Regions from separate parts of the Mus musculus genome. Here region 1 is linked to region 2. A link is a contact called in ENCODE Hi-C data. All regions are on one chromosome and are shown on one strand. The core of a region is the stretch at or near the end of the contact, and the rest is flanking DNA. Distances in the headings are between cores, read along the strand shown.

Evidence for each region. A loop is a pair of places that touch in the nucleus more often than their neighbours do.
Region 1: a map of T-helper 17 cell shows a loop between it and region 2 (2.8-fold over the local background). The contact joins the promoter of Nbn here to the promoter of Tmem64 in region 2. A Hi-C loop is called at or near these places in 3 of 37 maps with a recorded cell type or tissue (T-helper 17 cell and regulatory T cell).

What each region holds. Positions count from the first base shown.
Region 1 is chr4:15,956,003-15,959,306 of GRCm38, forward strand. Nbn (nibrin) reads left to right here and starts at 1,965. Exons shown (of 16, transcript NM_013752.3): 1 at 1,965-2,108. The coding sequence starts at 2,072.
Region 2 is chr4:15,264,465-15,267,839 of GRCm38, forward strand. It overlaps Tmem64 (transmembrane protein 64), which reads left to right and starts at 1,356. Exons shown (of 3, transcript NM_181401.3): 1 at 1,356-2,285. The coding sequence starts at 1,488. Gm51436 (a long non-coding RNA gene) reads left to right here and starts at 2,293. Exons shown (of 2, transcript XR_003955370.1): 1 at 2,293-3,375.

The sequences.
Region 1 (3,304 bases), core at 715-3,214, 690 kb after region 2:
TTGCTAGGCCAGAATGACGTGACAGGAACTGACAGTGTGGTTGTAATATCATGTCTTTTTTTCATGGTCTCCCATGTTGTAATCCACTAGTAAGTTGAACAAGAAAGTAAACAAACGACCTTAGATTTTTGTTGCGTGGTTCTTTTTGTTTTTGAACAGAGTTGAAATGGAACTTCAACTGTCCTGATTGAGTGTTGTTTAGAAGTTCCTGAAGTACTGGTTAATTCTGTGTTAGCTTTATAAAAGCCAATATGCAGTACCTTGTGGACATTTTTGATTTGGATTAAATCAAGGCTCATATCTTCTGGGGTGAGGAAAGTGGTTGAAATGAGTCTTCAGTGCCTCACAGCATTGCAGTATAGGCACAATTAAGAATAAGAAGCTTAGCAACTGAGCTGGGCCTGGTGGCACACACCTTTAATCCTAGTGCTTGGGAGGCAGAGGCAGGCACATCTCTATTAGTTCAAGGTCAGCCTGGTCTACATAGAGTTCCAGGCAAACCATGGCTACATAATGAGACTCTCCCAACAAAACAAAACAACAGCAAGCTTAATTTTCAAGCTCAGCTCTCTATGTTGCATATAAAGGAAGAGGTCCCTTAGCGTAAATGGTTGATTGTCCACTAAGTGTTAGATTCTATGTGTTTCCAGATTCTAGCAAACACAGACCAAAAATACTATTTTAAAAGTATTTCTGCAGAACATGTATAGATTATTTTTCTTTAAACAATAGAACCAGACAACTGTTTAAATATCACTTACATTTTCCTATATATCACATGTAATCTAACAGTTAATTACAACTATGTGGGAAGATTTCTGTGCTGACAATCAAAACAATGATGCATTCATGCTCTGTAAGAGCTCATCTACTCTGCTTGTAGCTGTTTCAGCTCCATACTTTAGCTTCCCAGATCCTTTGATGTCTCTTGCTGTGTTTCTGTAACTCTATTGCAGTCATTCTTTTTTTTTTTTTTGGATAGGATTTCTCTGTGTAGACCAGGGTGGCCTTGAACTCAGAGACTCACCTGCCTCTGCCTTCCGAATGCTGGGATTAAAGGTGTGCATCACCACACCCAGAAGTTGAAGTCATTCTTTAATGGACACACACCCTTAATGTATGATTTATTAATATTACAACTGGATTAAAAAACCCATTTGTCAGTGCTGGAGAAATGGCTCAGTGGTGAAGAGCATTAACTGCTCTTCTAAAGGTCCTGAGTTCAATTCCCAGCAACCACATGGCGGCTCACAACCATCTGTAATGGGATTCGATGCCCTCTTCTGGTGTGGCTGAAGACAGCTACAGTGTACTCATATACATAAAATAAATACATAATTAAAAGTGGGGGGAGATGGATGGCTCAGCGGTTAAGAGCACTGACAGCTCTTCCAGAGGTCATGAGTTCAAATCCCAGCAACCACATGGTGGCTCATAACCATCTGTTATGTCCTCTTCTTAAGTGTCTGAAGACAGCTACAGTGTACTTACATATAATAAATAAATAAATCTTTAAAAAAAAACTGTTTGCCAGTGGTCAACTATTAAGGGAAATTGGGACTACTTGGCAAAAAGCTTGTGGACTTATTGTTATTCAGTAAATCCTGACATTGTATAAAGATGTAAACATGGTTCTGGTATAATACACTCAGGATACAGTGGAAAAGATTAAACATATTTTGACATGAAATCTTCATCTTGACTGATACTACACATGATGTAACTTTTGAAAATACAGAAAATAATACACTCAACAGCACTTTGATACATCTAGTTTAAAATCCACATTACTTCCGAGCTTTTTAAACATCACAGTTCATTGATTAAAGCGTCCAGTTCGGTCCATCACATTCCTGCCAGGACGCTTTCCGCGCTGCACTGCTGCATCTTCAGCACTAGGTGGCGCCCCCGTCAGCGGCGCGCTCTGGCCGGTTCCCGCCTTTCCGAAGAACTTGTCAGAGTCCTGGGAACGCGCACGTCCCGGAGCCCGCGCCGGTGCAGCCCGGTGACCGCGCAGGCTGGGCAGCTGCGGTTGGCGTCGCACGTCGCGGGGTTCTGAGACGCCGGCCCCATGTGGAAGCTGCTCCCGGCCGCCGGTGCGGCTCCAGGTAGGCGCGTTAAGGAGGCGGCGGGGAGTTCTTTCCCGGGAGCGGCCGCGGGGCGGTGGGGGCTGGGAAGCAGTAGAGCGCGCCTGCGCTTCCGGTCCGTCCTTCTCGCCTTCCGGCGGACGCCTAGGCGGCCGGGGCTGACTGGACACGGAAGCTGGGTGGTGGGAACCGGGATGGCAGCCCACCGTACTTCGGGCGTTGGGGTGTGCGTGCCCAGGTTAGACCGGCTCCAGCTAGGCTGCGAACCGAGGGGAAGAACCACGCGGAGTTGCCCAGGCGCCCAGCCAAGGCTGGGGACGCACGCAGACCGGAGCGTAGTTAGGAGAAATCACGCGACACCACGGGGCCGCTTTAAAGTTTTCAGAATTTCCCCTCGGGGAAGAGTCCTCCGCCCACACATTTTTTTACGCAGTGAAAGTTATCACGTGTTAAGTGGTTGTCTCCTTATTTAGTCACTGGTGATGGGAGATTATGCACTTGCCTGCGACTCTATCTTGTTTGCGGGGAACTTTAAGAAGATGCAGTTTACTAACAGTATAAGGGGAAGGATAAAGTCTGAAAGATTATCTATGTGGGTTGGGGCACTGCAAGGATAGAACGCAACTTAGAGGACTCTGAATAATTAGCCTTGAGCCTAGCTAAGTCTATGAGTGTCTGTAAAATAGAAATTTTCTAGAGGTGGTGGCGCAGGCATCCCAGCACTTGGGAGGTGGAGGAAGGAGGATCCGGAGTTAAAAGTTATCAACTACCTAAGTTTGAAGCCTGCGAGCTACATGAGCGCCTCTCATGTGCTTTTAGGCTGTAGTTCAGTACTCACCTGGGTAGCACTTTATTAACATGATAGCAGAATAAAATATGCTTCTAGAACCAATATCAGAGATGCATTTCGGAATCAGACGCTAAGGGATTAGTTTTCAAGTAAGGTGGTTACAGTAGAAACTCACAGAATATTTATGTATCTACCTTGAAACCGTTCAAGTTCCTCTCTGCTAAACTGAGTGTGATAGTTCCTGCCTGTAATCCCAGCTCCTGAGAAGCCGAGGCTGGTGGACGTTGAGTTTGAGGACAGCTTAGTTAGGCAGCGTAGTGAGACTTCCTCTCAAAAATGAAATAAAGCAAACAGAAATCTCATTGACAGTACTTAACTCAAACGGTTCAGAAGGATGCCAGGGATCTGCTGGACTCTTCCTGTTTGT
Region 2 (3,375 bases), core at 106-2,605:
CCAAGTAGCATATTGATGCCTCAAGGTTTAATTTCTCAGACTTATTCTCATTCACACCAGTCAGAAGTGATGATATCACAGTGCCCTGATAATATAACTCTCACATGTCCGTGGTTTTTCTTCTCACTCATTTATATACTTCCATCAAGAAGTAACTGGGATTCTTACTCTTCACTCTGTGGAACACCAATAATTGACAATGGCAAAGAGAGAAAGGATTTTGGAAGGTTCCTAAAGCATCTAAAAGCTAGTCACAAGTCACTTGGCAGAATATATCGTGGAGACTGACCCAAACACGAGGCCTGGACATAGAAGTCAGCCTACTATGACCGAGTAGAGAATACAGGGAATATTTAGTACACCTACTACTATTCAGTCATCCATAACCATGGTCTTAACGGTTGCCTGTGTATCAATGTCAAAATTTCTAGGAGTGATAATTCATGTCAACGCCATATTCCTATTTTCAAACATCCACTGGAATGCCACTTTTGGGTGGATATCATGGACATCTCAACTCTGATGCATCAACTTCATTTGTACATAGTTGTAATATTTTCCTTAAGTCAATGGCTTTCTTCTATCTACTATCTCAGATAAGAACTCTAGCTAACATCTTTGATTCCTTACCTTGCTCTCCTAGCACTGGGTCAGTCATAAGTCTATACATAGCTCGTGAAAGGGCTGGTAACAGCAACCCTTTTTATAAAGGTCTTTTGAGGAATCTTTTCCACTCTACGCAGCACAGTGCTTGGCATTCAGGAAAGGACTAGGGTCTAGAAGGCACATTCTCTGAAGAGTGGCTCTTCACAACCAATTCCCTGGGCTCCTAAACAACCGAGTTATCTAGAAGCCACTGGGAGACTTTGCTCTCTGGGATGGTACAATTATCCTCCTACGAACAGATAAGAACTCCTCCCCTAAAGTCGCCAGACAGCTTTTGGGGGAGAGCGACACCCCACTGCTGGTTTGCAGGAAAGGTCAATCAGAAGCCAAAGAGAGGCACTTGGCAAGAGTCCCAGCAGCTGCGGCCAAGGGTCTTTGACACGCAGGCACGCGCGCGCCCGTGGAAGCTGAGAGCGCGCAGCCCCGGGTCCCCTTTCCGCTTCCCGTGGCCTCCCTCCGCCTCACTCTTCTGCCCCGGGCAGCCGAGGCCTCCGTTGCCTGAGAGACGCGGGTACCTCGCCACTCATCCGCAGCACCAGCCGGGCGTCACGGGGGCGTGACCGACCACCCAGCTATGTCTCCGCCCCCTCTGCGCGTGCCCCGCCCCTCGGGCCCAAGGGGGCGGGCTCTGCGGGCGCGGGGTCCAGACTCGACCGACTCCCGGCGGGACCGCGTCTCGACCGCCGCTGCCGCCCTTCTCCGGCCGTTCCCTCCCCGCGAGAGGACGCAGGGAGCCGAGGCCTGGCGTGCGGGGTGCCATGGAAGGCCGCAGGCGGGGGGACGCGGCGGGAGTGGAGACACTGGCCGGCTGAGGCCGAGGCATGCGGAACCCCGGTGGGAGCCTGCCCCACACGCTGCCCCGGGCCTTGCAGCACGCCGGTCGGACGGGAGTCGTGGAGCAGCCGGGCCGCTGGGCACCGGAGCGGACAGCGGGAGGGGACCGCTCGGAGGACCGCCTTCCCCGCGGGGGCGGGGCCAGCGCGGCGGCGGCTGCTGCTGCGGCGGCGGCCTCGGGCGCCCTGCTCGGCGCCTATCTGGAGCGCCACGGTCTGCCCGCGGCCTCGGACTTGCCGGCGCCGGCCGGGGCGTTGGCAGGCGGCCCCGGGAGCGGCGGCGGCGTGGTGGTCGGGGTGGCCGAGGTGAGAAACTGGCGCTGCTGCTGCCTCGGCAGCACCTGTTGGTGCCGGAGCCTCGTGCTGGTGTGCGTGCTGGCCGCCCTGTGCTTCGCTTCCCTGGCCCTGGTCCGCCGCTACCTGCAGCACCTCCTGCTCTGGGTGGAGAGCCTCGACTCGCTGCTCGGTGTCCTGCTCTTCGTCGTGGGCTTCATCGTGGTCTCCTTCCCCTGCGGTTGGGGCTACATCGTGCTTAATGTGGCGGCCGGCTACCTGTACGGCTTCGTGCTAGGCATGGGGCTCATGGTGGTGGGCGTCCTCATTGGCACCTTTATCGCTCATGTGGTCTGCAAGCGGCTACTCACCGCCTGGGTGGCTGCCAGGATCCAGAACAGCGACAAGCTGAGCGCCGTTATCCGCGTCGTGGAGGGAGGAAGCGGCCTGAAGGTGGTGGCGCTGGCCCGGCTGACTCCCATACCTTTTGGGCTTCAGAATGCAGTGTTTTCGGTAAGTGGGGTCCCCCTGGCCCCTCCTTCTCGTGCTCTCTCCAAATTTGTCTTTTAGAGGCCTTGTGACCACCCTAGGAGGCGCTCTGTATGACAGAAGAGTCATTGACATTTTTATGGCACCCTGAAAAAAATTACACTACAAATTCATATAACACAGCCCCTTGGAAGACCTGATAAAGAACTATCCCCCCCCCCCCCCCCCGTGCGTGTGTTTGTGTATGAGTTTGATAAAAAAAAAGTACTTTGGTAGCTCTTGAGCCATAAAGCTTTGTGACTTGACTTCCCCAGCTTTCTCTCTGCCCTGCATAAATGCAGCAGGGTTCAGATTCAGGTTTCTGGTTATATTGGAGCATGGATCGCTTTTGTTTTTAACAGTGGAGGAGGAGACAGCAGTAGACCCCAAGTTCTTGGAGTTTCCTAAATTTGTAGTAAGCTTCTTAAAAGTAGTTTGCTGTCTTGGAAAAGCTGAGAATCCTGTTTATCTTTGTTTAGAACTCTATTTGAAGTCACCTGGGTGGTTCATAAAAACAAAATGAGCACCGGCTCTTCTTACACACATTATCTAAAGACTCTTGCACTTATGGTCAGAGGTTTAGTTTATTCTGTGTAGGCTTCTATAGCGAGGATGCACCTGAGTTAAAGGTATAAATCATTGCTGGTGAGGTGGCAACCACTTGATGGGAACTTTATGGCCTTAGGACAAATTATGAAACCTAATCCGACTATGTTTTGTTTTCTAGCCCAGGCTATCCTAGAACTCACTGAGTAGCTCAGGCTGACCCTAGACTGGCAGTGATTCTCCTGCCTCAACCTCCCTTAGTGCTGTATTACAAACATGAATCCCCATGCCCAGCTTTGACTTTCCAGAAAAAAGACTGAATGGGTTTCCCACATTCAGTGATTGCACATTAGAGTTCATACCTGAGATTCCCAGGTATGCACCCGTCAACTGAAAGGAAACTGCATGTATTGAGAGATAGCAGTAAGTTTGGCCTCAGCCTTTCTCAGCTTTTATTGTTTCATGTTGTGAAATATGAACATAAACTTTGATCAGCCTTATAATAGATCAGCTGTACCAAGGCTTGGAA